Linked DNA regions of Homo sapiens: region 1 is linked to region 2. Evidence: chromatin loops called from intact Hi-C (ENCODE). Cell type or tissue: natural killer cell. All regions are shown on one strand. Links, peaks and the distances in the headings refer to the core of each region. The heading gives the core; the rest is flanking DNA.

Evidence for each region. Peaks named below come from ENCODE experiments on the same cell type or tissue, not always from the same donor. Only the 100,000 strongest peaks of a DNase experiment are listed, where the experiment ranks them.
Region 1: it touches region 2 in a loop (8-fold over the local background); 6 of 110 quality-filtered maps call a loop at or near these places.

What each region holds. Positions count from the first base shown.
Region 1 is chr1:89,300,993-89,317,252 of GRCh38, forward strand. It overlaps the pseudogene LOC100421401. Among named protein-coding and RNA genes, the nearest start is that of GBP5, 36 kb to the left of the region's middle. In natural killer cell, for the core only: no CTCF peak of the experiment used is centred there; a DNase peak (open chromatin) is centred at 9,759; H3K27ac peaks cover 3,112 bases.
Region 2 is chr1:89,246,852-89,263,111 of GRCh38, forward strand. It overlaps GBP5 (guanylate binding protein 5), which reads right to left. Exons shown (of 12, transcript NM_052942.5): 10 at 15,832-15,934; 11 at 15,369-15,550; 12 at 9,338-13,966. The coding sequence ends at 13,853. It also overlaps the pseudogene LOC100421401. Among named protein-coding and RNA genes, the nearest start is that of GBP5, 18 kb to the right of the region's middle. RefSeq lists an enhancer at 13,190-13,691. In natural killer cell, for the core only: no CTCF peak of the experiment used is centred there; a DNase peak (open chromatin) is centred at 12,920; H3K4me3 peaks cover 744 bases; H3K27ac peaks cover 4,253 bases.

The sequences.
Region 1 (16,260 bases), core at 7,220-12,219, 50 kb after region 2:
GGTGGCTCTGTTCAGTTATACTTTTTTTGAGATTTTTAAGATTTTATTTATAGTAGACACACAATAATTGCAGATGTTTTGAAGATACAGTGTGATGTTTCAATGCATGTATGCATTATATAATGATAAAATCAGGGTAGTTATGTCAATCACCTCAAACCTTTATCATTTCTTTGTGATGATAACTTTCAAAGATCCTTTATTCTAGCTATCTTGAAATATACAACACATTGTTATTAGCTACAGTCACCCTACTGTGTAATCGAACATGTAAGTTATTCTTCCTAACTGTAACTTTATACCCATTGACCAACTTCTTGCCATCCTCCGCACCTCTCCCCACTTTCCCATGCTCTGGTAACCACTACTCTCTACTTTTATGAGATCAACTCTCTTAGATTCCACATATGAGTGAAATCATGCAGTATTTGCCTCTCTGGGCCTGGCTTATTTCACTCAACACAACATCCGCCAGTTTGATCCATGTTGCCACAAATAAAGGATTTCATTCTTTTTTTAAGGCTGACTAGTGTTCCATTGTGTATATGTACCACATTTTCTTTATCCATTTATCCATCCATAGACACTTAGGTTAATTCTGTATCTTCGTTATTGTGAATAGTGCTGCATTAAACATTAAAGAGCAGATATCTCTACAATATGCTGATTTTAATTCTTTTGGATATATATACACAATAGTGGAATTTTGGACTCTATGACACTCTATTTTTAATTTTCTGTAGAACTTCCATACTGTTTTCTATCATGTCTATGCTAAATTTCCTTCCCACTAACTGTGTGAATAGTGTGTAAGAGTTCTCCATTCTCTGCATCCTTGCCAGTATTTTTTTGTTGTTGTCATTTCGATAATAGCCATTCTAACTGGGGTGAGGTAGAGTGTGTGGAATTGGTGGGTTCTTGGTCTTGCCGACTTCAAGAACAAAGCTGCGGACGCTCGCGGTGAGTGTTACCGTTCTTAAAGACGGTGTGTCCAGAGTTTGTTCCTTCAGATGTTCACATGTGTCTGGAGTTTCTTCCTTCTGGTAGGTTCGTGGTCTTACTGGCTCAGGAGTGAAACTGCAGACCTTCGTGGTGAGTGTTACAGCTCATAAAGGTGGTGCAGACCCAAAGAGTAAGCAGCAGCAAGATTTATTAGGAAGAGCGGAAGAACAAAGCTTCCACCACGTGGAAGGGGACTCCAGCAGGTTGCCAGTGCTGGTTCGGGCTGCCTGCTTTTATTCCCTTATCTGAACCCACCCACATCTTGCTGATTGGTCCATTTTGCAGAGAGCAGATTGGCCCATTTTACAGAGAGCCAATGGGCCCATTTTACAGAGAGCTGATTGGTCCGTTTTGATAGGGTGCTGATTGGTGCATTTACAAACCTTGAGCTAGACACAGGGTGCTGATTGGTGCATTTACAATCCTTTAGCTAGACATAAAAGTTCTCCAAGTCTCCTCTAGATTAGGTAGACACAGAGCACTGATTGGTGTGTTTACAAACTTTGAGCTAGATACAGGGCACTGATTGGTGCATTTACAAACCTTGAGCTAGACACAGAGTGCTGATTGGTGCATTTACAATCATCTAGCTAGACATAAAAGTTCTCCAAGTCCTCACCAGATTAGCTAGATACAGAGTGCTGATTGGTGCATCCACAAACCCGGAGCTAGACACAGAGTGCTGATTGGTGCATATACAATCTTCCAGCTAGACATAAAAGTTCTCCAAGTCCCCACTAGACTCAGGAGTCCAGCTGGCTTTGCCTAGTGGACCCTGCGCCAGGGCTGCAGGCTGAGCTGCCCACCAGTCCCACGCCCAGTGCCTGCACTCCTCAGCCCTTGGGTGGTCGATGGGACCTGGTGCTATGGAGCAGGGGGTGGTGCCCCTAGGGGAGGCTTGGGCCTCCTGGTAGCCCACCAGGGAGGGGGGGCTTGGGCATGGCAGGCTGCAGGTCTCGAGCCCTGCCCCGCAGAGAGGTGGCAGAGGCCCAGCGAGAATTTGAGCGTGGCACGGGCAGGCCGGCAGTGCTGGGGGACCCAGCACACCCTCCACAGCTGCTGGCCCGGGTGCTAAGCCACTCACTGCAGAGGCTGGCGGCACCAGCTGGCGGCTCCGAGTGCAGGGCCAGCTGAGCCTGTCCCCACCCAGAACTCACGCTGGTCCCCGAGCACCGGGCGCACAGCCCTGGTTCCCACCCGTGCCTCTCCCCCCACACCTCCCCGCAAGCAGAGGGAGCCGGCTCAAGCCTCTGCCAACCCAGAGAGGGGCTCCCACTGTGCAGCAGTGGGCTGAAGTGGACGCCGAGGCCGAGGAGGCACCGAGAGCTAGCGAGGGCTGCTAGCTTGTGTCTAAATGTAGTTTTTATTTGCATTTCCCTTATGATTAGCCAAGTTGAATATTTTGTTCTATACCTGCTGGCCATTTGTGTGTTTTCTTTTGAGAAGTGTCTAATTGGATATTTTTCCTTTTTTAAATCAGATATTTTTGTTTTATTGAGTTGTTTGAGTTTTGTATATAACTGGGTGAACTCCAACTGCTTGCTGCAGAGGCTGAAAACATGAGAAAGAAGGCATGGTGAAAGGAAAGCGACTTTATTGATCCAGTGCTAGCAGGTGGGAGATGGTCAGGCTTCAGCCTCAAAGAAGTCGTCTCTGCCTTTTGGGCTGAGTGAAGGAGTTTAAGAAGGAAAAGTTGTGGGAAATAGATGGCAATGGTGCAGGAAGATGCAGATCTGCACGTCTTGTTCCAATGGATATCTTGAGTGATTGTTTGTCTCGATGTCTGGTTTGCATTATCCTGACTTCTGCCCAGTAGGCGTGGGCTAACTGTTCCTAACTCCCCCTTAGTGGGAGGATTCCAGCATTGGGTCTCTCTACCTGGTTGATTTCAAAATTGGCTCCTGGAATATCTAAGCAAGCATATAATTAGATAAATGAGCACTGTTCATGGAAGTGGCTGGTGAGAAAGGGAGAGACAGAGTTTCAAAGTATGTTTCAAGGCTGGAAGCAAGCAAGAAAGAATAATTTAAATGCATTTGAGGCTGGGAATACCTGCTTATGCTTGTATATTTTGGATAGTAACATTTTGTTGAGTGCATAGTTTGCTAATGTTTTTTCCCATTCTGTAGGTTGCCTCTTTGCCCTGTTAACTGTTGCCTTTGCTGCGCAGAAGTTTTTTCATTTGATGTAATCCCATTTGTTTATTTTTGCTTTTGTTGCACATGCTTTTGAGGTCCTATCCAAAAATTCCTTGCCCAGACCGTGTCATGAAGTATTTCCCCTATGTCTTCTCCTAGTAGTTTTATAGTTTTGAGTCTTATATTTAAGTCTTTAATATATTTTGAGTTGATTTTTGTATATGGTGAAATACAGGGGTCTAGTTCCATTGTGCATATGGACATTCAGTTCCCCAGAACCATTTATTGAAGAAACTGTCTTTTTCCCCAATATGTTTTATTGGAATTGCTGTCAAAAATAAGTTAACTGTAAATGTGTGAATTTATTATTGGATTTTCAATTGTGTAGTCTGTGTTTCTGTTTTATACTAGTACCAAGGTGCTTTGGCTACTAGGGCTTTGAATAAATAGTATATACTGAACTCTGGTAGTGTGATGCCTCCAGCTTTGTTCTTGCTCAAGATTACTTTGACTATTCATGTTATTTTGTGGTTCCATATACATTTTTGAATTTTGTTTTCTATTTCTGTGAAGAATATCATTGGTATTTTGATAAGAATTGCATTGAATCTGTAGAGCCCTTAGGGTAGTGTGATATTATCTCACACACACACACACGAATATGTATATATTTGTTTTCGTCTATGGTTCCTAGGTCATAACTCCAATACCCCTTGTTCTTTCTCCACAAAGCAGGTCATAGTCATAGAAATGAAAAATATATGTGCCCCCATCTTTCTGTCTTGGCTGTGACCATATGGAAATTCTGTGATCTACCTTATCTGATTGTAGGTCATAAGACTTCTATTTCAGAAAGGATTCTGCCCCATACCCTGGAGGGAACAATGCCACACAGAGAGGCCAAGAAGAATGTGGGATAGGTTTTGAAGTTGCTGCATCTGAACTACATTCAATTGAGTCATACAGGCCTTTGCAGATGAGAAAACTTTGGAGATGGTCTTTTTGGTCTTATTTAGCATTTCCTAACACTGGCAGCACTTTAGAGTCACCAGGAAAGAGGAGAGCTTTCTTACAAAATAAAGATGTGTGGGCCACCCTTCAACCCAATTAAATCTGATAGCGAAGAAAGAGGGAATCATCAATACTTCTTAAAATCTTGGGAGGTGACTTTAATATGCAGCCAGATTGAGACCCAGTAATAGGTCTCTCCTAATGCATGTTACAGTGAGACAAGTTGAGGTCATGGATAAAAATGCCCCCCTCTCCCTTAAAAATCAAACCAAAACAAAACAAAAAACGGAGAAGAAATGAATCTCTTCATGCAGGGTTCTTTCCTTTCCACTTGCTGCTGTCCCAAGTGAGGTGATGGGGTAGGAGGCTGTCACCTTGCAGCTCCCTCTGGTCTACATGGAGAAGTTGAGCTTCTCCAGAACTAACTGACCCCTGCAGGCCAGGTCATCAAGCAATCCTCCCTCTTATATCCCCAATTCTTGACTGCTGTTTTAAATCAGAAACTGAGAAGTCTAGTTCAAGACAAAGTTGCACGTAGAAGAAAGTTGCTGAGTGAGCAGTTTTGCTCCATGGATTCGCAGGTCAGTGACTTCAAGCTCTCAATTGCCTCTCTCCTGCCTCCTTTCCTCCTACATCTCTGTCTCTGCTTTATGGAAGCTGGAAAACACTGGGGATAATTATCATTACCACAAAGAAAATGGGACAGAAAAATAAAACCCTAAAGTAAAAGCAATTAATGGTATATATTTTTTTAATTTAGGAAAAGCATGTCTGAACCAGGTGGCCAGATGGGATCAGGGGTTTGCAGTGCAGGAATGAGGGAAGGTTAAGAGAATTCACAGATTCAACACTTACCTACCAGCTTTCCTCTACACCACCCACCACGCACACCCCTCCCCAGGAACTGCTTTTTAACTAGCAACTATTTCTCTGCTGCAGAAGGCATAGTCTTACTCCAAAACCCAGGAGACTATGCCAATATTCTTGTTAAGGTTTGGTAGACTCTTCTAGATGCATCAGATATTTTGGGTCATATGGCATAGGCAGAAAGGCAGCTGTCACTGCAGCTAGATCTGCTTAGAGTGCCCACTCACTCTGGGTCCCACTCAAATAGGAAGCTTTCCAAGGCAACAAATAAAGGGGTTGTAGCAACATTTCCCAAATATATTATCAGCAGATTCCAGCATAAAAGGCTCAGTATGCACTGGTAGAATGGATTCTGTGCAACAATTTGTGCATTATTTTGGAGGATATGTCCTGACATGCCCTAGAGTATTGGCCTCTGAATCGGAAGTTCTATAGAACATTCAGATGATCAAAGTTCCTGTGTTCTTCACTGTGTCAGTGTAAGATACAATAAAATTCTTCTTCAAAGGTTTAGACTGTTCCCAATCAGCACTGTGATTGTGACTTGTGAGAGCCCACAAAGCAGAGGACCCAGCTAAAACCACACCCAGATTCCTGGCCTACAGAAACTATGAATTAATAAATGTTGTTTCAAGCCGCAAAATTTTAGGGAAATTTGATAAGCAGTAATAGATAACTACTACAGAAACTTTTATCTGACTTTTAACACCATAGATTACTACTGTGTGTTTTGTGCCTTAGTATAAATCAAATTATACAGGATGTTTCGTGTTGGCTTCTTTTATTCAACATTATGATTGCAATTCATTTAAGTTGCTGGTCTCAGTGATACTTTATTTGTGCTTACTGCTGTGTAACACTTCATTTTATGAATATACTATAAATGTGTTATTCATTCTACTATTGAGAAGAATTTGTGATGTTTTTGGCACTCAGCACATAGGTATGCATATTAGCCGGGCATAAAGGTAGAAGTGAAATTAGTTAACTCCACTGTATACATTTATTCATTTAATAGTAGATACTATGCAACAGTTTTCAAATATAAATGTCTCAATTTATATTCTCAGCACAAATGCATAAACATTTTAAATGTTTCATATTCTTACCATGCAAAAATCCCAGACTGTATATTTGTAATCATTCTGATGAGTATGTATTTTTAATTTCACATGTAATTTGATTTTCTTTGAAAATAGTAATAAACAGGGAAATTGGGCATCTTTTCATATCTTTTGCTTATTTGAATATTCTTTTTCACTTGCCTATTCAAGATTCTTGAATATTTTCCTAATGGCTTGTCTGTCTCTTTTTTTCATGACTTGATGACTGCCAAATATATTCTGAGGTTGAGTTTGTGTGTAGTTCTATGCATGTCTATGTATATACTGGTAACTTTAGTTTGCCTTTTCATTATTTCATGGTGTGTTTGGAGGAACAAGAATTCTTCATTTTAAGTAGTGAAATTTTTCCATGTGTTGTTTACACTTAGTGCTTTTGTGTCCTGTTTCCAAACTTGAAAAAGATGAAAATCATCTCTGACATTTTAAAAAATGTTTATTGTTTTGTCTTTTACATTTGAATCTACAATCCATGTGGAATTGACTTTTGTGGATGACAGGATGCAAGAAACAAGTTTTTGTTTTTTCTTATGCCTATAACATTGGCCTAGTGCCATTTATTGAAAAGACTATTGTTTCCCTATAGTTACCATGAATCAACTCCCCATACATATGTCAGTCTCTTTCTGAGCCCTCTAGTTTATTGCATCTATATATTACTTCATGCATGCACCAATACCATGCTATCTCAATTACACTAGCTTTATAATAAGTTTTGACATCTGTTTTTTCATTTGGTTTTCTTCTTCAGAATTGCCTTGGTTGTTCTCAGTTTTTTGCTTTTCCGTATAAATTTTAGAATAAGTTAGCCATTTCCTAAAATTATTAATATACCCAACTTGGCTTTTGCTTGGAATTACCTCAAATCTATAGATAAACGGTGATGTAATTTGGTTATATGTCCTGTTCAAATCTCATGTTGAAATCTGATCTCTAATGTTGGAGGTGAAGCCTAATGCGATGTGTTTGGGTCATGAGATCGAATCCTTCATGAATAGTTTCATGTGTCCTCATTGTAATGAGTGAGTTCTCACTCTATTAGTTCCCATGATAACTGACTGAAAAACAGCCTAGCACCTTCTCCTCTCTTTCTTCCTTCCTCACTCACCATGTACTCTGCACACACTGGCTCCCTTTACCTTCCACCACTAGTGGAAGCACCCTGATGCTCTTGCCACAAGCAGATACTGGCACCATGCTTCCTGTACAGCCCTCAAAACAGTGACCTGAATAAGCCTCTTTTTTTTTATAAATTACTCAGCATCAGGTATACTTTTATAGCAAAAAAAGAGGGGCTAAGATAAATGGCATTTTAAAAATAAAAAAAGTTCCTTCATTTATTAGATTTTTAAAAATCTCTCAGCAATACTCTAGTTTTCAAGGTATAGTCCTTATGTGTGTTTATTTATTCCTAGATATATTTTAAGTAAACTCCCTTGAGCACAAATATGCATACAGAAAAGTACACACCTCACAAATTTATAGCTCAATAATTTTTCACAAACTGAACACATCCACATTGCCAGCATTCAAATTTAAAAAAAAATCATGGGACTCCAAAAGTATTCCTCATATTCCAATTCAGGCATTACCAATTCCTTTCTCTCCCAATCAAGGACAACAACTATTCTGCTTTAGTACTTCGTTTAAATAAAACAATAAACAATGCAATTTTTAGCTTTCAGTAAATTGTTTTCAATATTATGCTTGTTAGATTGGTCTATATTTTTGTGTGTAGCTATAAATCATTAGTTTTCATTTATATTAAATTGTATAAAATATTCCATTCCGTAAATGAAAATGTGTGCAACCAAAAGATATGTGCAAGAATTTTCATAACAGTTTTTCTCATAATAGCCAAAGACTAGACATTACCCAATTGGAATTACCATAAATGGAATATTTTCTCTATAATTTATTTATCCAGGCAAGTGTTGGTGGACATTTGGGTAATGTCTAGTTTTTGGCTATTATGAGAAAAACTGTTAGGAAAATTCTTGCACATACCTTTTGGTTGCACACATTTTCATGTATAAATGAATACAAAAGTATTGCTGGAAAGGCATATGTTCAGGGTTAGAATATATTTAAAATGGTTTCATAGTTGAACTAATTTACATTCACACTAGCAGTGTATGAGCATTCCAGGTGCTCCACAAGCTCATCAAACTTTGATATTATTTGCCTCATTTTCATTTGGCAGATGTGTAGAGGTAACATACTATGATTTTAACGTCATAGAATTGAGCAGATTTTCATATGTTTATTAGCCATTTGGACATCCTCTTTTGTTATTTTGTCATTCAAGTATGTAACTGTTTTTAACAATCTTTTGTCACAGTGATTTTTTAAAGATCTCTGTGTGTGTGTTTGCATTTTCTTGAATAGCTTCTTATATGATTATGGATATAATATTTGCATTTGTCCATTGAAAGACATTTAGGTTGTTTTCAATTTTTCAATATCTCTATGAACATTCCTATCTTTCGACAGCACATAATCTGTAGCTCATCCTTCAATACTTATCTCAGAGCCAAACTCATACACAAACCCAGTCTCCAGGACACTCTGTCTTAGCCCACGAGACATGTTAAAGACCTTAGAACAGTTTATGAACAGAGCATGTAGCATCGGCCTCCATTTTCTTCCCTAGGAATTCACTTTCAGAGTCTCTTTCATAGGCTAGTTCATGATGGACTTCTTTACTATGCTAGATCATTTATCAGAATAAAAATTTGTTTATCTCATTCAAACATATCATCTCACACTACATGGCCTCACAAAGAAAACAGCAGATCAAGGAATGATTCCTATTATTTTTCTGTAATATTTGGGTGGTTTTCAAAGGGTGGCTAAGACTATGCTGAGTCATTGTCTGATCCTTTTGCAGTCATGATGATGATGGAAGTGATCTCTCACCTGTTGTATGGTAATACAAACTGAGATAGAGATTGTCATAGCAGCTTCTATAATCTCCACTTTCAAATGCAAGTTATCCAAAAAAAAAAAAAACCATGTGTCAGTGTAGTTGATTTTACAGAGGACGAGAGGGTATCTTTTTTCCTAAGTTTTATTTGCCCATCACAGCTTTGAAGGGAACCAAGAGCTCTTTACTCCACTGAAGCTCACCCCCTTTCTATCTTCCTGGCACTACTCTCTCCTCTGCCTATTCTATTTTCTTTTCTCTACTCACTATCTTTGCTTCCAGAATGAATCAAAATTTCTCTATCAAAACAATTTAGCATCTTTTTTTAATTACTTAGATTTCTGTTGACATGTACATCCTTGTATTCTCCCTTTCTGTTCCAGCAGACATATCAGTGAACTTAGAAATGTGCACCCTTTCCTCCCTATCAAGAATTGGGGATACTATGTTAAAAAAAACCTTTGTTTTATCTTTTTATAATATCTTGTCCATATATTTATTATGCTATAAGATAGAAGGGGCCATGTTTGGAAAATGAATTCAAATAGAGCTCAGACACCTTCGCTTTGGAAACTCTATGGCAAAATATAACATTATTTTGCTAGAACAGAAGCTGACTTCTTAGAAATGAGCCAATTATAAAAGTAGCTCTTCATTGCTTTCAGTTTCAATCTGAAGTATGTTTACAGGAAATGCCATTTCAAGTAGCCTTGAATGACCTAAGGGATTGTTTTTCTGGCTGGAAAACTTTTATACAAAGTGATTTTCAAACATAATGAGTGGAAATGTGTGCAATTTGGAGGGAATAAAGGGAGAAACATTATAGTTAAGAGCCTCAGCACCTCTCATTGCTGCTTTTCCAGAATAAATACATAGCTTTTAGCATTTTAAATCTTTCTACAAACAGCTGGCCATTTAAAAAAGCTGCAGCAGGGTCTATTTTGGGGGCTGATGGCATGGCCAGGAATCATTGTTTTTGGCCATCTTCAATTGATTTTCAGTGTAGTAATCATGGTGTGTGCTTTTTTAAAAACACAAACTAAGCCATTCACCTTTTCTGCACAAAGGTCATAGAAGTTTCCTACTGCAGGTAGGGTAAAATCCTTTCCTCTCTGATTGCCTGCAAGATCTTACACAATCTGGCTTTTGCTCACCCCTCTCCTCATCCCACATAATCTCAGCTTCACCACATGAACCTTCATTCAGGACCAAACACATCAAGCTCTTTCTCAATAATTTTCCTTCATTTATTTCCTAATTGTGCTTTTAGTAAAATTCATCTTAATTCTCATTTCCTGAGAGAAGGATCATTGGCCAGCTAATCTCAATTGGGCCAACACTTTTTCTCCTTTCTACACTTACTCATGGCACCCTGTATTAGTCCTTTACAATGCAGATAAGAAATTCAAATATTTCATTTGTTGGTGTTTAATTTGTTTAATATTTTATTTCTAATCTGAAAACCACATTATACTCAATGCCTTCCCATGCCTTTCACAGTGACCAGCAACCCATGGTCAATGGTCATACCTATGTATTTATTGAATGACTCAATGCAATTAGTTTAAAAGTGCTCTCTTTGAGTTTGCCTTTATTGTTCTGTGCCTCAAAAGAAATCTCTATTTCTAAGAGATAAACGTGTAAGGGATAATTGGAAGGATAGCTGAAAAAGGAATGAGGCCAGTAGACCTAAGTTCAGGCAAGCTGATTTATTGTCAGCCCTGCTGGGCTACTTCCTGACAAAAGCAGAGGAGGCAGCCCCACTTACAGACTACAGCAGGGCTTTATAGGGCAAGGAACTGGGTCAGGGTAGGGGAGTTGAGTTGGGTGTACAGAAGGGCTGAGTCGGGGTCGGGGAGCCGAGTTGGGTGTGGAGGTGTCTTGACTGCATCCTGGGAATGCTTTTGCCAGCTTTGTTATGCAAGGTGAACAGACACATTAACCACATCCTGTAACTGCCTGGACAAACAGTTACTGGCGGGGTCAGTGAAGGGTTTTTCTTTAGCCCTGGGGGAGCTGTGCAGAGGTCACAAAGGACTGCATCATAAGACCCACTGGAAGGGAGGGGAACAGTCTGGTTGGGGTGACCCTAACAAAATGTATTATATAAAACCAAGTAATTTTAGAAACTTTTCTTAGATTTGTTTTGTTACATACTAGAGTTTTGAATTTTATTCTGAATAAATTGAATAAATAATTTATTGAATTATTAACATTATCCTGAATAAAAATAAAAGGAGAATTATAATACACTTCTGAATCTGGAAGCACTTTGAATTAGATGACATGAAAATGTTCTAACCAGAAAATATTGAAAAAGATTAATAAAAATAGATACACTTACCTACCCATTGATAAAGCAACATCAAACAAGAGACTGGGAAATTACCGTATGAGACAATGGATTAGATCACGTTAACTTTATCTTCTCCACAGAGAGTTAAGCAATTTAAACATTTTTTACGATAAAGAAGACATGGTCCTTAGACATTTTTAAGTGGCTCTCCCCTCAACCCTTTTTCCTAGCCTTTATGGCTGCCTAGACTCCAGAATACCTATTTTGAGACTAGCCATGTGATTGAATAGAGATGGTTCTAATTATGCCATCTCAGTGGTTTCCAATAGTAAAAGGGGGATGATTTTGCCCCCAAGTGACATTTGTCAATATCTCAAGACATATTCTGTTGTCACAACTGGGTTGGTTAACACCACAAGTGTTGCAAAACTTTCTCATTAGTTCAGCTAAAACTAGTCTCTTGACACACAGCCAGGAAAGACTAGGCTCACAGACACATAAAAGGGTGAGGAAAACAGAATTTATTGGACAAAAAGGAAAAAGGAAAAATAACTCTCAGCAAAGAGAGAAGAGTCCTTCTAGTAGGTTTCTCACCTCTCAGATTGAATCCCAGTTCACTACATGGGAACAGGAGGGGCCAGGCTCCTCCCCACTGCAAATGGCATGAACTTCCCAAGGCTCTACCCCATCCTCCCAGTTCACAGGTGGACATCATTTAGAAATAATTAATTGGGAAAGGACGGGCTTCATCTGGGACCAGCAGTCTGGTTTTTCAGCCTTCAGGCTGTTTTAGACTTGAAGGCAGGGTTTCACTGTGAACCCTTGGCTGTCTCATTCCCCCGTCTAAAGAAGTACATCTAATTGCCTTTAGTATAAGGATAAGAACAAAGACCAATCTTAACTGCTTCCTGATGACAAGGGATGCTGTTTTGGGAAAATGGCAGTCAGATCTCCCCAAGAGACATATCTGAGGGTTCACAGCAAAAGGGGCCATTATCCGGGGCTCCAGTTGCAGGATCATTTGGTATTTGATGGCCTAAAGGTGAGAAGAGACAAACTGGATTATTAGAAAACATGTATCAAAATGAAATAAGGGGGGTGAGGACAGCTAAAAAATCCTGAGGCCTTTTACCAGCTTATACAGGGAGACGGGGTCCAAAAGCCCAATTGTTAAAAAAAAAAAAACTTTTACCATTTTGCTGGCATGTTGAGTTGCTGGGTTCCCATGCCCTGAGCCCAATCCTAAGCCAACCAACTTAAGGTTTGGGAAATTAACTTTTCCCAGTTTGTAGGATGTGTTGAGGGGAGTGTCCCATAGTACAGAGACCCAATTATCAGTGAAGAGAGAACAGAAGGAGAAAAAGGAAAAAAAGGAGTCTTTTTTTCAAAGGATTCCCAGGGGTTCAGGATGCATTCAAAAGGGGTACAGGCTGAAGATGAATGGCTTCTCATCTAGAATGAGGTGAGTGAGGCATCCCTGGTTCCCTTCCCTTCCTAGCAAATACCTGGTGTACCTAAGGTAGGGAAAGTAAAGTGTTCCTCTTTCTTTCCTCCATCATTGTATCCTCGAGCTCCATTGACCATGACAGTGTGCCACCCATGGTTGTCAAAGTGGCTATCACCCATGTGAACAGGTGGCCTAGGGGGTGTGGGGTATCCACTTTTACCCATGTATGCCCTATCTCCCCTACTGTCAGTAGCCTTTGAATTTTCTAGACCTCATGTATGCCATGAATACTAACTTGACCTATATCCGTGAAATGGGAGGCTTGGCTTAATCGATAGGAATCAGTCATACTCACCTGTGCTGCACCTTTTAACTTCCATCATTGTCTACCTCTGGATTCCTCAGATCCAATTTTCTTTCCTAGGGATTTGACCTGAATCTTGGAATTGAGTTTGGGACAAAAATGTGTCTCAGGGGGGTTGCATGGGCTCCTTATCATAAGCCAAATATTAAGGTGAAGCTGTGGACTTGAGTCCTCTTCCAACAAGGGAGAGAAAAGAATGTCTTGTGAAATGCCCAAATAACTGTTGGCTATAGTTGTGTTTGCTAAGATGAGGCTTGGCTTTGGTTAGCTCCCTTTGGTTTAGTATTATTGGTCTTTCCCAAAAAGGAAACCTCCATATGATGGGCAGTCTATTTATTCCCATCACCTGGCAGGGTTTGCGAGATAATTGCTCAGAACTAGAATACTGATCCAGATTATTACATTATTCATCCCTCTTGTTCCTTCTGAGCTGCAGTTGGAGATGACTTTAGCCTTATACTTGGCCTGTTTATTTGCATAAAGTGCAGCAAGAATAATTGTTTCTAAATAGGCCTATTTAGACTGGCTTTGCTAGAACTCTGTTCCACAAGGAGTCTCAGATAAAACCTTTTAAAGCCAAGCCTAGACATGAGTTTTTATCCTCAAATACCTGTGAGTTGAGTGATCCTCTCCTCTTAAGGTCCCAAGATAAACTTGGAGCCCCTGGGTCTGTTAGAAATTGACATTATTTACTGAACATAGGTCAGGAACCCTGTACAGGGACTGCATAGACATGAGTATGAGGCCAGTTTCCTCAAGGGGCTTTTATTTGTTCTGCAAGTTGAGCTTGACTCTTTAAAGGGAAGCATATCCTTCCAGCCAAAGCCTTGGTAAAACAACCAGGTTTTCCAATTGTGTCCTGTTGCAAAAGAAAATGGATTCTTATTGCACTGATTCAAACAACGATACTGCCATAAATTAAGAGTACTCACAACTTGTTTCCAAATTCTGGAGAAGCCAGGTGGAGAAAGAGAGAGAAATACGCTCCAAATTTTGTTCACAAGAGTATACCTTACTCAGTTATTAAGGGTTGTAAATAGTTCAGAATAAGTTTCCTTGACTCTGAAAAACAAAACAAGGATCAGCAATATTCCAAGCAAAAGTCAAAAAGTTGCTTCAGTTTTCTATGAGTTCAGTCCATTTATTTAACTATCATTTTGCTTGATATTCACTAACATTTCAGCTCTTCATGAGTTCTGTAAGTTTCTCCTTTATTCCAATGTCACAATCTCCAAACTTATCAAAATGCTGTATGTGAGAGCATCTGTCAAGAGTTTTCTATAGCTGATTATAAACCATCATTTGAAAAAATTGGAAAGATGCTGGGGGAAGAACAATTGCTGGTGAATAACAAAATGTTCAGGGTAGTTACAGTCAGAAACACATCTGACAAAGAAGTGCGGTTATCTCTGTGGTTTACAATAACTTAACATAATAACCTTAATTATGACTGATAGCATATATTTTAGACATTAGAATTTTAGAAATCCCATAAAATTTTGGAACATATTTTAGCATTATTCACCAAAATATAACCTAAAGAAGATTGAACACCATTTTGGCAATCCCAAGTAACTAAACATGTTAAATAATCCTGTTTACCTCTCTTTTGGATACTTCAGGGGCCTTCTGCAGCATCCAAAAGCCAGGTGTCAGGAAAGACAATTTTGAAAATGAAGTTTGAGTTTGGGAAGCCAATTAAATATGTTAGAAGTTTAAAACCCTTGATGTTATGAAATAGAATTGAGTTGTCAGGTGTGGTGGTTCACACCTGTAATCCCAGCTCTTTGGGAGGCTGAGGCAGCAGGCGGGTCACCTGAGGTCAGGAGTTTGAGACCAGCCTGGCCAACATAGTGAAACCCCGTCTATAATAAAAATACAAAAATTAGCCAGGCGTGGTGGTGGGCACCTGTAATCCCAGCTACTCGGGAGGCTAAGGCAAGAGAATTACTTGAACCCAGGTGGCAGAGGTTGCAGTGAGCTGAGATCATGCCACTGCACTCCAGCCTGGGTGACAGAGGGAGACTCTGTCTCAAAAAAAAAAAAATGAGGTTGCCATAAGTTATTTTTTTGCCAAGATTATGACTTAGAAATTTACAACACCAAAAACTTTTGATAACCTTTTATAATTTTGTTAAAGGGCAGATAGTCCTTAAGAGTAACTTGTGGGGATCTGGAAAGATGGCCAAATAGGAACAGCTCTGCACTGCAGCTCCCATCGAGACCAACACAGCAGGTGGGTGATTTCTGTATTTCCAACTGAGGTACCCTGTTCATCTCATTGGGACTGGTTAGGCAGTGGGTGCAGTGCAGAGGGTGAGCAGAAGCAAGGTGGGATATTGCCTTACCCAGGAAGTGTAAGGAGTGGGGGGCCTCTGTTTTCCAAGCAAGGAAGCCATGAGGGACTATGCTAACCAGCCCAGATACTACACTTTTCCCATAGTTTTGGAAATCTGCAGACCAGGAGATTCCCTCATGTGCCAACACCACCAGGGCCCTGAGTTTCAAGCAAAAAACTGTGCAGCTATTTGGGCAGACACTGAGCTAGATGCAGGAGGGTTTTTTTTTTTTTTCATATCCCAGTGGCACCTAGAACCCCAGAGAGACAGAACTGTTCACTCCCCTAGAATGGAGGCTGAAACCAGGGGGCCAAGTGGTCTCATTCAGTGGGTCCCACTCCCACAGAGCCCAGGAAGCTAAGAAATACTGGCTTGAAATTCTTGCTGCCAGTGCAGCAGCCTAAAGTCAACCTGGGATGATCAAGCTTGGTGCAGGGAGGGGCATCCGCCATTACTGAGGCTTTGATAGGTAGTTTTCTCCTGACAGTACTAAGGAGGCCTGGAAGTTCAGACTGGGTGGAACTCAACACAATGCGGCAAAGTGGCTGTGGCCAGACTGCCTCTCTAGATTCCTTTTTACTGGGCAGGGCATCTCTGAAAGTAAGGCAGCAGTCCCAGTCGGGGGCTTATAGATAAAACTCCATCTCCCTGGGACAGAGCACCTGGTGGAAGGGGCAGCTTTGGGCACAGCTTCAGCAGATTTAAATGTTCCTGCCTGCCAGCTCTGCAGAGAGCAGCAGATCCTGACA
Region 2 (16,260 bases), core at 10,941-15,940:
AAAGTTTTAGACCAGTATCCCTGATGAACATCGATGCAAAAATCCTCAATAAAATACTGGCAAACTGAATCCAGCAGTACATCCAAAAGCTTATCCACCACAATCGAGTCGGCTTCATCCCTGGGATGCAAGGCTGGTTCAACATACACAAATCAATAAACACAATCCATCACATAAACAAAACCAACGACAAAAACCACATGATTATCTCAATAGATGCCGAAAAGGCTTTTGACAAAATTCAACAGCACTTCATGCTAAAAACCTCAGTAAACTAGGTACTGATGGAACGTATCTCAAAAAAATAAGAGCTATTTATGACAGTCCCACAGCCAATATCATACTGAATGGGCAAAAACTGGAAGCATTCCCTTTGAAAACCAGCACAATACAAGGATGCCCACGCTCATCACTCTTATTCAACATAGTGTTGGAAGTTCTGGCAGGGGCAATCAGGGAAGAGAAAGAAATAAAGGGTATTCAATTAGGAAAAGAGGAAGTAAAATTGTCCCTATTTGCAGATGACATGATTGTATATTTAGAAAACCCCATCGTCTCAGCCCAAAATCTCCTTAAGCTGATAAGCAACTTCAGCCAAATCTCAGGATACAAAATCAATTGCAAAAATCACAAGCATTCCTATACACCAAGAACAGACAAGCAGAAAGCCAAATCATGAGTGAACTCCCATTCACAACTGCTACAAAGAATAAAATACCTAGGAATCCAACTTACAAAGGATGTGAAGGACATCTTCAAGGAAAACTACAAACCACTGCTCAATGAAATAAAAGAGGACACAAACAAATGGAAGAACATTCCATGCTCATGGATAGGAAGAATCAATATCATGAAAATGGCCATATTGCCCAAGGTAATTTATAGATTCAATGCCATCCCCATCAAGCTACCAATGACTTTCTTCACAGAATTGGAAAAAAACTACTTTAAAGTTCATGTGGAACCAAAAGGAGACCGCATTGCCAAGACAATCCTAAACAAAAAGAACAAAGCTGAAGGCATCATGCTACCTGACTTCAAACTTTACTACAAGGCTACAGTAACCAAAACAGCATGGTACTGGTATCAAAACAGAGATATAGACCAATGGAACATAACAGAGCCCTCAGAAATAACACCACACATCTACAACCATCTGATCTTTGACAAACCTGACAAAAACAAGAAATGGGGAAAGGATTCCCTATTTAATAAATGGTGCTGGGGAAACTGGCTAGCCATATGTAGAAAGCTGAAACTGGATCCCTTCCTTACACCTTATAGAAAAGTTAATTCAAGGTGTATTATGAAATTTTTGTAGTGAGTTTTCAGTTCTCTGAGATCAATTTTGTTCTCTTTGAAAACGGCTATTTTATCTTTCAACTCTTGAATAGTTTACTGAATCCTGCCAGGACTTCCCTGCATTTTAGTGCTGAACTGGACCCAGAGCCAGTAGACTTGTGGGGCATGTGACCTACTGAGATACCAGCTAAGGTGGCTAAAGGAGTTCTGGCATCACCCCTTCCCTAACCCTAGTCTGCACACAGCTCATGGCAACAAAAGGGACCCCTTCCTTCCAGTTAAAAAGAGGAGAGGAAAAAATAGGGAGGACTTTGTCTTGCATCCCAGATACCAACTCAGCCATAGCAGAATAGGACATTGAGTAGAGTTGTGAGGACCCTTTTCCAGGCCCTAACTCCCAGATAGCATTTCTAGACACACCATGGGCCAGAAGGAAAACCACTTCTGTGAAGGGAAGTCCTTGCAGGATTCATCACCTGCTAATTTAAGAGCCTTTGGACCCTGAATAACTAGTAGCTATGCCCAGGTACTACGTCAAGGGCCTCAGAAGACTGAGACTTGCTGGCTTCATGTGAGACTCAGCACATTCACAGCTTTAGTGGCTAAGAGACAAGACTTCTTCTGCTTGAGAAAGACTGAGAGAAGAGTACCAGAGACTTCGTCTTGAACTTTAGGTACCAGGTCAGCAACAGGAGGGAAGAGCACCAGGAAGGTTCTTGGGGTCCCCGATTCAAGGACATGGTTCTTGGATGGCATTTTTGGATCTGCCCTGGGCCAAAGGGGCACCTTTTGCCTTGAATGGTGAGTCCCAGGGCAGGCAGCATTCACCATAAGCTGATGAAAGAGCCCTTGGGCCTTAAGGGAATATTAGCAGTAGTCTAGCAGTCCTCCCTGTAGGCCTGTGGTGGTGGCAGCCATGTGGTGAGGCTCATCTGCCTTTGGATATATGAAGCAAGAGTAGGAATGACTGTGTCCTGTGGGTTGAGTGCTAGCTCAGCTGCAGTATGATAGAACACCAATTAGACTCCTAAGATTCTTGATTCTAGTCCCTGGCTCCTGGACTGTACCTTCAAACCTGCCTGGAAGCCTGGGGGAACTCACTTCCTAGAAGGAAAAAACACAGGCCTAGTTGACTTTGCCACCTGTTGACTGTAGAACACCAGGGTCCTGAGCAAACATAGACAGTAGCCCAAGAGTAGCAGGCCCATGCTGTGCTGGCTTCAGACCTGACCAGTGCAGTAATAGTGGTAGTGGGCGCAGTGGTGCTGTGTCATTCCACCTTGAGCTTCAGTTGGCTCATAACAGACAGAGAGACTCTATTTGTTTGGGAAAAAGTGGGGGAAAAGAACAAGAGTCTCTGCCTGGTCATTCAGAGAATTCTAGATCTTGTCCAAGATCATCAAGGCACTACCTCTACAAGTCTGGAAGAACCACAGAATTATTGGGTTCTTCCACATTTTTTTCTACAGCACCCATATTTTTTCTGAAATATCTGGAAAGCCTTCCATAGAAGGATGAGTACAAACAAGTCCAGATGGTGAAGACTGCTATAAATACCTAAATCTTCAATTTCCCAGAAACAAACATCTGCAAGTATCCAGACAATCCAGGAAAACATAGTCTTACCAAACGAACAAAATAAGGTACCAAGGACCAGTCCTGGAGAAATAGAGATGTGCGATCTTTCAGACAGAGAATTCAAAATGCCTACGTTGAAGAAACTCAAAGAAATTCAAGATAACACAGAGAAAGAATTAAGAATTCTATCCGATAAATTTCACAGAGTTTAAAATAATTAAAAAGGATCAAGCAGAAATTCTGGAGCTGAAAAAAATGCAATTGGCATGCTGAAGAATGCATGAAAGTCTTTCCCTAGCAGAACTGCACAAGCAGAATAAAGAATTAATGAGCTTGAAGACAGGCTAATGAAAATACACAGTCAGAGAACACAGAAGAAAAAAGAATAAAAAACAATGAACCATTCCTACAGGATCTAGAAAATTACCTTAAAAGGGCAAATTTAAGATTCATTTACTTCAAAGAGGAGGTAGAGAAAGAGACAGAGGTAGAAAGCTTATTTAAAGGGATAATAACAGGGAATTTCCCAAACCTAGAGAAAGATATCAATATTCAAGTACAAGAAGATCATAGAACACCAAGCCAATTTAACCTGAAGAAGACTACCTCAAAGCTTTTAATTATCAAAGTCCCAAAAATCAAGGATAAAGAAAGGATCCTTAAAGCAGCAAGAGAACCTAAACAAATAACATACAATGGAGCTCCAGATACATTTGGCAGCAGACCTTTCAGTGGAAATCTTAGAGGCCATGAGAGAGTGGCATAATGTATTCAAAGTGCTAAGGAAAAAAGATACTTTTACCCTAGAATAGTATATCTGGTGAAAATATCTTTCAAACATCAAGAAGAAATAAAGACTTTCCCAGACAAACAAAAGTTGAGGGAGTTCATGAACATCAGACCTGTATAAAAAGAAATGCTAAAGGGATTACTTCAATCAGAAAGAAAAGGACATTAACAAGTAGTAAGTAATCATCTGAAGGTACAAAACTCACTGATAATAGTCAGTATACAGAAATACAGAAAAACACAGAATATGATTACACTGTAACTGTGGTGTATAAACTACTCTTATCCCAAGTAGAAAGACTAACTGATAAACTAATCCAAAATAATTAACTACAACAACTTTTCAGGACATAGTCAGTATGATAAGATATAAATAGAAACAATAAAAAGTTAAAAAGTGGGGGGACAAAGTTAAAGCATAGAGTTTTTATTAGTTTTCTTTTTGCTTGTTTGTAGTTTGTTTATGCAAAAGTTTTGTTATGAGCTTAAAATAGGAGATTATAAGACAATATTTGCAAGACTTATGGTAACCTCAAACCAAAAAACATACAACAGATAACACAAAAAAGAAACAGCAAAAAACTAAATCATATAACCAAAGAAAATCACTGTCACTATAGAAAGACAGGAAGGAAGGAAAGAAGTAAGAGAAGACCACAAAACAACCAGAAAACAATGAAATGGCAGGAGTACTACTTATCAATAATAACATTGAATGAAAATGGACTAAACCTGCCAATCAAAAGATGTGGCTAAATGCACAAGACCCATTGATGTGCTGCTATAAGAAACACACTTCACCTATAAAGACACTCATAATCTGAAAACAAAGAGATGGACAAAGGTATTCCATGCCAATGGAAACAACAAAACAAGCAGGAGTAGCTATACTCATATCAGGCCAAAATAGATTTCAAGACAAAAACTATAAGGAAAAACAAAGCCAGTGAGTATATCATGATAAAGGGGTCAATTTAACAAGAGAATATAACAATTTTAAGTATATATGCACCAAACGCTGGAGCATCCAGATATATAAAGCAAATATTATTAGAGCTAGAGAGAGAGACTGCAATACAATAATGGCTGGAGACTTCAATACCCCACTTTCAGCATTGAACAGATCTTCCAGACAGAAAAGCAACAAAGAATCATTGGGCTTAATCTGCACTATAGACCAAATGGATCGAATAGATATTTACAAAATATTGCATCCAATGGCTGCAGAATACATATCCTTTTCCTCAGCTCATGGATTATTCTCAAGAATAGACCATATGTTAGGTAACAAAACAAGTCTTAACACATCTAAAAAATTAAAATAATATCAAGCATCTTCCCTAACCACAATGGAATAAAACTAGAAATTAACAAGACAGTTTTTGGAAACTATAAGAATACATGAAAATTAAACAATGTGGTCCTGAATGACTAATGTGTCAATGAAAAAATTACGAAGGAAATTGAAAAACTTTTTGAGACAAATGATAATGAAAATACAACATAGCAAAACCTATGAGATACAGCAAAAGCAGTACTAGCAGGGAAATTTATGGCTATAAGTGCCTACATTAAAAAAAAGAAAAACTTCAAAGAAACAACCTAATGACTAATCTTAAAGAAGTAGAAAAGAGCAAACCAAACCTAAAATTAGAAGAAAATAAATAATAAAGAGCAGAGTAGAAATAAATGAAATTGAAATGAAAGTAACAATACAAAAGATCAATGAAACAAAAGTTGTTTTTTAAAAAATTAAACAAAATTAACAAACCTTCAGTCAGACTAAGAAAAAAGAAAGTATTCAAATAAACAAAATCAGAGATGAAAAAGGAGACATAATGGGTACTGCAGAAATTCAAAGGATCATTAGTGGCTACTATGAAAAACTATATGCCAATACATTGAAAAATCTGGAAGAAATGGAAAAATTCCTAGACACATACAACCTACCAAGATTGGACAACGAAGAAATCCAAAACCTGAACAGACCAATAACAAGTAATGATAGTGAAGCCATAAGAAAAAGTCTCCCAGTAAAGAAAAGCCTGGGACGCAACGACTTCACTGTTTAATTTAAAGAAGAGGTTATACCAATTATATTCAAACTATCCTTAAAAATAGAGTAGGGAGGAATACTTTCAACCTCAGTTAATGAGGCCTGTATTACCTTGATCAAAATCAGACAATGACACATAAAAAAGAAGAAAGCTACAGGCTCATACCTCTGATGAGTATTGATGTAAAAACTCTCAAGAAAATACTAGCAAACCAAATTCAACGGTACATTAAAAAGACCATTCACCATGACCAAGTGGGATTTATCTCTGGGATTCAAGTATGGTTCAACCTACGAAAATTAGTCAATGTGATACTTCATATCAACAGAATGGAGGACAAAAGCCATATGGTCATTTCAGCTAATGCTGTAAAAGCATTTGATAAAATTCAACATCCCTCCATGATAAAAACCCTAAAAAAACTGGGTAAGGAAGAAACATATCTCAAGATAATAAAAGCCATATACAACAAACCCACAGTTTTTATGACACTGAATTGGAAAAAAACCTGAAAGCCTTTAAGAACTGGAACATGACAAGGATGACCACTTTCACCACTGTAACTCAACATAGTATTGGATGCCCTAACTAGAGCAATCAGACAAGAGAAAGATATAAAGGGCATCCAAATTGGAAAGCAAGAAGTCAATTTATCATTATTTGCAGATTATATGATCTTATATTTCAAAAAACCTAAAGACACCACCAAAAAAACAATGAAAACTGATAAGCCAACTTAGTAAAGTTGTAGGATATAAAATCAACATACAAACATCAGTAACATTTCTGTATGCCTACAGTGAACAATGTGAAAAATAAAAGTAATCCCATTTCCAACAGCCACAAATAAAATTAAATACTCAAGAATTAACTAAAAAAGTGAAAGATCTCTATAATGAAAATTATAAGACACTGATGAAGGAAATTGAAGAGGACAGAAAAATATGGAAAGATATTCCATCTTCATGGATTGGAAGAATCAATATTGTTAAAATGTTCATACTGCCCAGAGCAATCTACAGATTCAATGCAATCTCCATCAAAATACTAATGACATTCTTCACAGAAATAGAAAAAAATAAAGCTATCCCAAAATTTATTTGAAACCACGAAAGACCCAGAATAGCCACAGCTATCCTGAGCAAAAAGAACAAAACTGGAGGAATCACATTACCTAACTTCAAATTACAGATCAATAGCAACCAAAACAGCATGGTAGTGGCATAAAAACAGACACATAGGCCGGGCGCGGTGGCCGACGCCTGTAATCCCAGCACTTTGGGAGGCCAAGGCGGGCGGATCATGAGGTCAGGAGATAGAGACCATCCTGGCTAACACGGTGAAAAACCGTCTCTACTAAAAAAATAAAAAATAAAAATTAGCCTGGCATGTTGGCGGGCGCCTGTAGTCCCAGCTACTGGGGAGGCTGAGGCAGAAGAATGGCGTGAACCCGGGAGGCGGAGCTTGCAGTGAGCTGAGTTCGCGCCACTGCACTCCAGCCTGGGCGACAGAGAGAGACTCGTCTGAAAAACAAAACAAAACAAAACAAAAACAAAAATAGACACATAGACCAGTGGAACAGAATAGAGAACCCAGAAAGAAATCCACACACCTTTAGTAAACTCATATTCAACAAAGATGTCAAGGACATACACCAAAGAAAAGACAATCTCTTCAATAATTTATGCTGGGAAAACTGGATATCCATATGCAAAAGAATGAAACTAGGCCCCTATCTCTTGACATATACAAAAATCAAATCGAAGTGGATTAAATACTTACATCTAAGACTTCAAACTATAAAACTACTACAAGAAACATTGGGGAAACTCTCCAGGACATTGGTCTGGGCAAAAATTGTTTGGGTAATACCCCTCAAGCACAGGGAACAAAAGCAAAAATGGGTAAATGGGATCATGTCAAGTTAAAAAGGTTCTGCACAGCAAAGGAATCCATAAACGAAGTGAAGACACAACATAGAGAATGCAAGAAGATACTTGCAAACTACCCATCTGACAAAGGATTAATAACTAGAAAATATAAGAAGCTTAAACAACTCTATAGGAAAAAATCTAATTATCCAATCAAAAAATGGGCAAAAGATTTGAATAGACATTTCTCAAAAAAGACATATGAATGGAAAACAGTCATATGAAAAGGTGCTCAACATCATGGATCATCAGAGAAATGCAAATCAAAACTACAATGACATCATCTCACTCCAGTTAAAATGGCTTATGTCCAAAAAACAGTCAGTAACAAATGCTGGCAAGGATGTGCAGGAAAGGAAGTCCTTGTACATTGTTGGTGGGATTGTAAATTCGTACAACCACTAAGGAGAACACTTTGGGGTTCTCAGAAAACTTAAAAATTAAGCTACTATATGATCCAGCAATCCCACTGCTGGGTATATACCCAAAAGAAAGAAATCAATATACCGAAGAGATATTCCCACTCCCATGTTTGTTGCATTGCTTTTCACAATAGCCAAGATTTGGAAGCAAGCCAAGTATCCATCGACACATGAATGCATAAAGAAAATGTGGTACTTTTACACAATGGAGTTCTATTCAGCCATAAAAATAATGAGATCCTGTCATCCGCAACAACTTGGATGGAACTGGAGATCATTATGTTAAGTGAAATAAGCCAAGCATATTAAAACAAACATTGCATGTTCTCACTTATTTGCAGGATCTAAAAATCAAACCAATTGAATTCATAACTGTAGAGAGTAGAGGATCTCTACCAGAGTCTGGGAAGTGTAGTGGGGCAGGGTGATAGGGGTGAGGTGAGGATGTTTAACGAGTACAAAAAATATAGTTAGAAAGAATGAATGAGACCTAATATTTAATAGCACAAAGGGAAGATTATAGTCAATAATAATTTAATTGTACTTCTTAAAATTACTGAAAGTGTATAATTGGATTGTTTGTAATACAAAGAGTAAATGCTTGAGTAGATAGATACCCCTTCTCCATCTGATCATTATGCACTGCATGTCTGTATCAAGGCATCTCATGTACCCCGTAAACATATACTCCTACTATGTACCCACAAAAATTAAAAATAATAAAAATTTAATAAATAAGAAAAGCTGGATATCCATTCTCTAAGACTTCAGTGTTACAGAGGGAATTTTATATATACATGCACAAGTGTATATGTTCGAGAATGTTCCGATCGGGCGCGGTGGCTCATACCTGTAATCCCAGCACTTTGGGGAGCCGAGGTGGGTGGATCACCTGAGGCCAGGAGTTCAAGACCTGCCTGTACAACATGGTGAGACGCTATCTCTACTAAAAATGCAAAAATTAGCCAGGCATAGTGGTGTGTGCCTGTAGTCCCAGCTAGTTGGGAGGCTGAGGCATGAGAATTGCTTGAACCTGGGAGGCAGAAGTTGCCTTGAGCCGAGATCATGCCACTTCACTCCAGCCTGGGTGATAGAGTGAGACTCTGTCTCATAAAAAAAAAAAAACAGAAAAAAAAAAGAATGTCCTTAATAACATTTCATAAGGTAAACCTGAAAATCCAGATATGTATTAATAGTAGAATGAATTGTTATCTTTAAACAGTAGAATATATATAGCTTACAACTACACACAATGAACTAGATGAATCTTATAAAGATTTTATTAACAAATGAAGCAAGGCATAAAAGAATACAAACAATGTAATTCCATTTAAATAAAGTTTGAAAACAGGCCAAACAAAATTACATTACTTAGGAGCTCACATGTTTATAATAAAATCCTAGAAAATAGTTGTGAAAGTTGTGATATTAGTTGGCTCTAGCAGGGTTGTCAGAAGTTGTCATATACACCTATAGAATTTTAGTAATGCTGAATGTATGTACCTGGGTTGTTACTTGTGCGTTCATCTTGTAATTTATTTATATTGAATATTGTACATTTTATGTTTTTTGTACTCTTCAGTATGTGTCACATTTAATAATTTTGAAAAACAGAGAATGGGATGTAACTAACTAAAATATTGCTTTGAAAGGGAACAAAGATTGTGTTGAAACTGACTGAGACATGGGGTCAAGAGAGATTTCAAGAGTTTTGAGTCACATTTAGAAAGGCCCTCTCCTCTACAGGTTTATGAAGAACATAACCTTGATTTCTTCAAATGCATTTTCATAGTTTTACATTTTATATTTTATCAATTTGGGTGTGGTTCCTTTTTCTTATTTTAGTGTATTGTGTGTGAGGTCTGGTTACAACTTGATCTTTTCCTATATGGCCATCCAGTAGTCCCAACCTACTAAGAAGTCTATCTTTACCCTGTATTATTCCTATAAAGTCTATTTTTTGGACTTTCTATTCTGTTGGTGATCGTTATACACTAGAGTCATTACCACATTTTCTCTACTTCATTTTAGAAATTTCTTTACCTGCTTATTTTGTGCTGAATTCTTATACATTGTTTTGAATCTATGCTTTTGATTTCAATTATTTTAGTAATTCCTTCTAAATTTTAACACATTATTCAGTATTTCTATGTTTTCCTAAGTATATTAGTCCATTTTCATACTGCTATGAAGAAATACTCAAGACTGGGTAATTTATAAAGGAAAAGAGATGTAATGGACTTGTAGTTTCACATGGGTGGGGAGGCCTCACAACCACAGCAGAAGATGAAAGAGGAACAAAGGCACATCTTACATGGTGTCAGGCAAGAGAGCATGTGCAGGGGAATTGCCCTTTATGAAGCCATCAGATCTCAGGCGACTTATTCACTATCATGAAAAAAGCACATGAAAACCCACCCCCATGATTTGATTACCTCCCACCTGGTCCCTCCCACAACACGTGGGCATTATGGGAGCCATAATTCAAGATGAGATTTGAGTGGACACAGCCAAACCGTATCACTAAGCAAGATAAGAAAGTACCACAAGATGGTTATTAATGTGGGTTCTAAATTCAAAAGGCCTTCTGTGGTACTGACCTTAATTTATTTAATTTCAATGCTTTAACAATAATAACTTTAATAATGATAACACTAACATACATTGATAATATTGTTTAAAATAACAATTGCCATAAAACAATACTAAATGTTTATAAGGTTTTTATGAGCAACAGGTGAATTACTACAGTGACCATAATAAAGTGATCCATAATAAATTCCAAATATCTCTTAGCTGGTATGAATAACTATTCATAGTATTAACTAATAAAGATTTTGTACTTGTTTCCTATTGCTGCTATAACAAATTATTACTAATTTTGTGGCTTAAAACAACAGAAGCTTATTATCTTACAGTTTTGGAAATCAGAAGTCTGTGAAGCTTAAATCAAGATGTTAACAAGGCTGCATTCCATCTGCAGGCTCTAGGGGAGAATCTATTGCTTTGCTTTTCATTACATTTAAAACTAGATCAGTTGATTTCACAACAGTAAGACAAAGAAAGTCAGAAAATATAAGCTACTTACTGGTAGTTTCAAGAAATCATCAATGTTTACCTTACAGTGCCTTTTCTTGTTCTTTTGCACCCAGTGACAGATCTCTAACCTGTGAGATCAGAGTATTTGGGGATGAGTGGGATCCAGGGAAGCTGGTGGGGAAGAATATCTGTGGATCACTAATGAAAGCAGCATGCCTCTCTGGTTTTTGGTGGGGGAGATATAATAGCAAAAGTTAAATTAGACTAGAAATCAACTACTTTGTAACATGGTCTAGGTTAACAGTAACAAGGTGTGAAACCTTAAATGACTTAATTTTCTGAGTCTCAGGATTTTAAAAAATTTCTTTAAGATGGGTAATAAAGATATCAATATTTAATTTGGAGATAGAGCTATTCTTTTTACTGATAACATTTCCTTGGATGATAAAATGTATTTTTTTCTTTATAAATTGCACAGCTTGAAAAGGTAATTGTAGGGTATTGCTAGACAAATGCTCAGTTGAATATGCTGGTACCTTCTGAACTTCAGTTCAAATCTAGAAATACTGCTGAGTAGCACCACATCCTATCTGATATGAAAAATTCCTCATATTAAAGCTCTTCAAAGAACAGTAAAAAGAGCAGACACTAAAATTTTTCGGCTTTTTTCTGTATATAAGTAAATCATATTTTGGGTGACTAAAAAAATTCAAGCTCCTATCATATTACCTAAGTGGAAAATTCCTTATATGAGTAAGTACTTATAAGGGAGAAAAACAGAGCTTTGTGTAATGTTTCTATAATTTAAACAAAAAAAATTTTACTGGAGATATACAAAACAAAGTAACAAAAAGTACATAAAAAGATGTAATAAAGTGTGTTTTAATTCTAGTCTTAAAGCAATTCTTAATCTCCTTAGGGAAATTCAGTCTTTCTCTATAGACTTTTAACTTTGAGAAAAATACAAACAAAGGAACTGATTTATGGTTTTCCAAAAATGTTTTTATGGTTAAAATCTGTACAAACAGATATATTTATATAAGTTACATATTTTAAGAAAAATCAGTCATTTTTCATATATAATTGCAAAGAATTAAGATCATTTAACTTTAGCACTATAAGCAAGCATTAAATTAAATGCACTCAGATTTTTGGCACATTATATGGCATTCCTTATACCACATATTTATAAGATCTAAAGGATTATAAACATATTACACATAATAATTAAGTCCAATATAAATTGTGTTCAGGTTATAAAATGCCCTATTTAAGTTGTGCTCTTGGTGAGGGTGAACAGAAAAGAAAAGGCTTCTTCTTTAGCCCTTAAGCCTATGACACAATTTCCATGCTGGTAATTCCTTTCATCTTCTGAAGAATCTCTATTTTATTATAACATTATTGGCTTTCAGCTTGGAATTTCTCTACGCAGATTGTCTATTGACAGTGCCAAGGAAACATCTCACTGTCCACAGAATAGCAGCCTCCACCCAGTTGAAAGCTGCACATTGTTTCCACTTTACCATTGGTACTTCCCTCTGATGGCATCCAGCACACGACCATTAGCCTGAGTGATGCCCAACTGAGCCCAGACTTTGGTCAAGTTCCTTCCGACTGAGCCCAGTTAGGGACACCCTGCCCCCAGAGGAATATAACAAGCCCCCTCCCCTAGCTGCCCTGCAGCTTATTTTTCGTCCAAAAGGTCGCCCCCACCGCAAGTTCCCAGAACTTAGGTGCCACTATAACCACCCCTAAGCTAAACCACATCCTGGTACCCTGAGCCAGGCGGGGGCAAAAACTGACAAACTGCAGGATGTGGCCATACTGGGAGGAAAAGTCTCCACAAATGGCCTTGCCCCCCCGACACCCCCGCACACACACACAAAACCCCTGCAGACCTACTTATACCCCTTAGCCTGTAAGCCCGGTGTCTGCCTCCTCAGATTTCTGTAGAGCAGCCCAGCAGGTTAATAAATTTGCTTGCCGACTTTGGGTCTTCTTGTCCTTTCTCTTGGCTAACCTTATAAGCCCATGTGCATAACTCCCTCTAGGTCAGCGGTCCCCCAACCTATTTGGCATCAGGGACCAGTTTCGTGGAAGGTAATTTTTCCACAGAGGGTTGGCGGGGGTTGGAGGTGGGGTGGCGTTATTGGTTTCTGGTTTATATTGTTCCACAAGGATCACACAACCTAGATCTTTTGCATGCACAGTTCACAATAGGGTTCCCACTCCTGTGAGAATCTAATGTCACTGCTGATCTGACAGGAGGTGGAGCTCAGGCTGTAATGCTCACTTACCTGCTGCTCACCTCCTGCTGTGTGGCCGGGTTCCTAAGAGGCCACAGATCAGAGCTAGTCTATGGCCTGAGGGTTGGGAAGCCCTGCTCTAGGTAACATAATCCCCTTATGAGAAATTAGACAGATGACATTGAGATGCAAGGAAAGCATCTCCTGATGAAACCATCCCAATATCACGCATAAATGAAGGCAGTGATACAATGTCCCTTATACAATTTATAATCTCTTAAAGGAAGCAATAAACATTTAAACTATTGGACTACTGGGATGTACATTTTACCAGATACCAGCATCATAATCTTATAACTCTATATGAAAGTTTGAAAAAATAATTATAAAGTTTATTTAAATGTTGATTGTCCCAAGGTCTACAGTTTCTTTTCTGTTGTGTCATCAGTGACAAAGAGTAAAAAAAGGAAACTCCCATATTTAGCACTTTAGAGTAAAACACATGGATCATCGTTATTAACAGTCCTCTGGGCGTGCTGGAGCTCACTGAGAAGGCTTCTATTTTGAGCTTGGAATGTTGTGCTGAGCTGTGCAGCCTGTTCCTAAAGAGTGATAAATAGAAAGTAAGATCAAGCTTCTTACTGATTGCCTAAATCACTCACTTGTCCTTACTTCTTTTCATCTACAGTAGCAGTAAACAGTTCCTGAATATCTCTCTTCCATTCACGTGCATCTAACCTATTTCTGTAATTATTCACCCTCCTTGTCTTTCTCTAGCTCCAGAAATGGTCATTTCTCATCCCTGGAATATTGGTGTCCCTAGGATTCCAAACCAAAGCTCCCTTCCCCCTTAAACCACACGATCTCCTTGGGCAATCTTAGTCACATCTTGACTTCAATTCTCATACACACACAGGAGACTCTCAGATATATTTCTAAGAGAAGAGGCTGATACAAAAACAGTGTATCTAAGTGACATCGGAATCAGGTGGGCTGTCCAATCTTTACATACATAAGAGAATTTGTTCCAGGTCACCACAGAAGTAGGAGAAAAGAGTGAATACATAAATAACCACATGCTGCTCATACTGCTCTTTAGGAAGGAGCTGCAATCAGAAATATTTTAGAGTAACTTCTGAAAAACTAGTACCTACAAACTGGCAAGCCAAGGGGAAGAATTAGGATGTCATTTGTCTCATTAGGGTGCTGACATAGGAATTTTACACCAGGTCTGAAGAAGCAAAAACACTGCAGATTCCACTCATTTGGAAGGCAGTTTTGTTAATGTGCTAGGCTTGTGTGATATTTGCATTGATTATCTCTTTGAAACCCCACTTATCTCATCTGAAAAATGAGGACACAGTAGTTCTGCTTTACAGTGAATGGATTAGATGAGATAATGCATGTAAAGTGCTATGACAGTGACTGATAAATAATAACTACTGGAGAGTGCTTGGTAACTACTGACAGTGATTGGTAAATAAAAGTAAAGGACCGGATGAAACAAACTGGCAAATTAAAGGCCTTCAGAACAGAGATGATCAAGGCAAGAACAGGGGCATAGACACAGTAACATGAAATCAGATTAACAAAGTATCTATGACCAAAGCAAAAGATCATCCAGGACAATTAACAAGTCAACAGGAAAGACCAGTTACTGCAGCCCAGAAATGCCTTGGTTTTTATTTAACAACATATAGTGCTTACTCTGTATCGGGCACCATTTAAACACAAATATTAACTCATTTAATTATCAAAATAACCCTATAACATAGATATCATCACTGTGTCCATTTTACACAAGAGGAAAATTAGGCACAGAGGTGATAGATAACTTGCCTAAACCATATACTTACTAAGAGGTGGAGCTTGGATTCATACCCAGACTTTCTGGCTCCAGACTCCCTGCTGAGAGCCACAAGATCTTGCTGCCTCTCCCTCTTTGCCACTGCTACATACTCTCATCGTTACAGGCAGGGGAGAGATGAAACAATTGATGAATACCTGCATCTGTTGTTCCTGCATTTTCTGTTGCTCTGCCAGCCAATTTTGTTTGGCTATCTCCATTTGTCTCACTTGTTCCTGATGGAGTCTCTCCCTCTCCTGCATCATTTGCTCGTTCTGCCTTTGAATCGCCGCCAACCTTTGCGCTTCAGCCTTTTCAGCTTCTGCTTTCACTTGTGCCTCTGAGGAGAAAAAGATAATCTTCTCTAGGATTAATGTGCCTCTTCCTTCTGCCTCCCACTTTTGTTTGTGATTGTTCCAACTTCCTGGATAAAATTCCCAGGGGTTGTTTTTCCCTTCCAGGTAACCACAATGCAGGATCATGCCAGTCAGATATGCTTGAGGAGCTAAGAAGCATCTTTGCCATTCTTGCTCTAGTTTAACATCCCATGAGGGCCAGGCCAAATTTATTTAAAATTTATAGATTTCTTTCTATCTTGCATAATTTCCACTTTCTTCTCACCTTTCTTCTTTTTTTCCGTCTCTGTGAGAGCCTGGTCAGTCTGTAATATTGCATGACTCACAGACTCCTTGGACTTTAAATATTTCTGCAGAACTTCTTCAGCCTAGCAACCCGGAAAACATGCAGTTAGATGCAGGAAATGGTGATTAGGAATGTTGTAAACATCTTTGTCTTGTTCCTTCCAGCAGCATCTATTCCTCATAGGAGAGGCTTGCCATAGGAGAGGCTCCATAGGAGAGGTGGAGCCTATACAGGCTTCCACCCTGCACTTGGTGGAACTGCCAATTGAGACTGGAGAGGCTTGTGGAACACCTGCTCCTGTCACAAGTTTGGCCATGACTCCATGGTCAGTCAGAGCATGCAAGTCCACTAGATGCAAAGGACTTGTTCACAGGGAGAAAAATACTGCAAAGAGTATGAAAATTGATG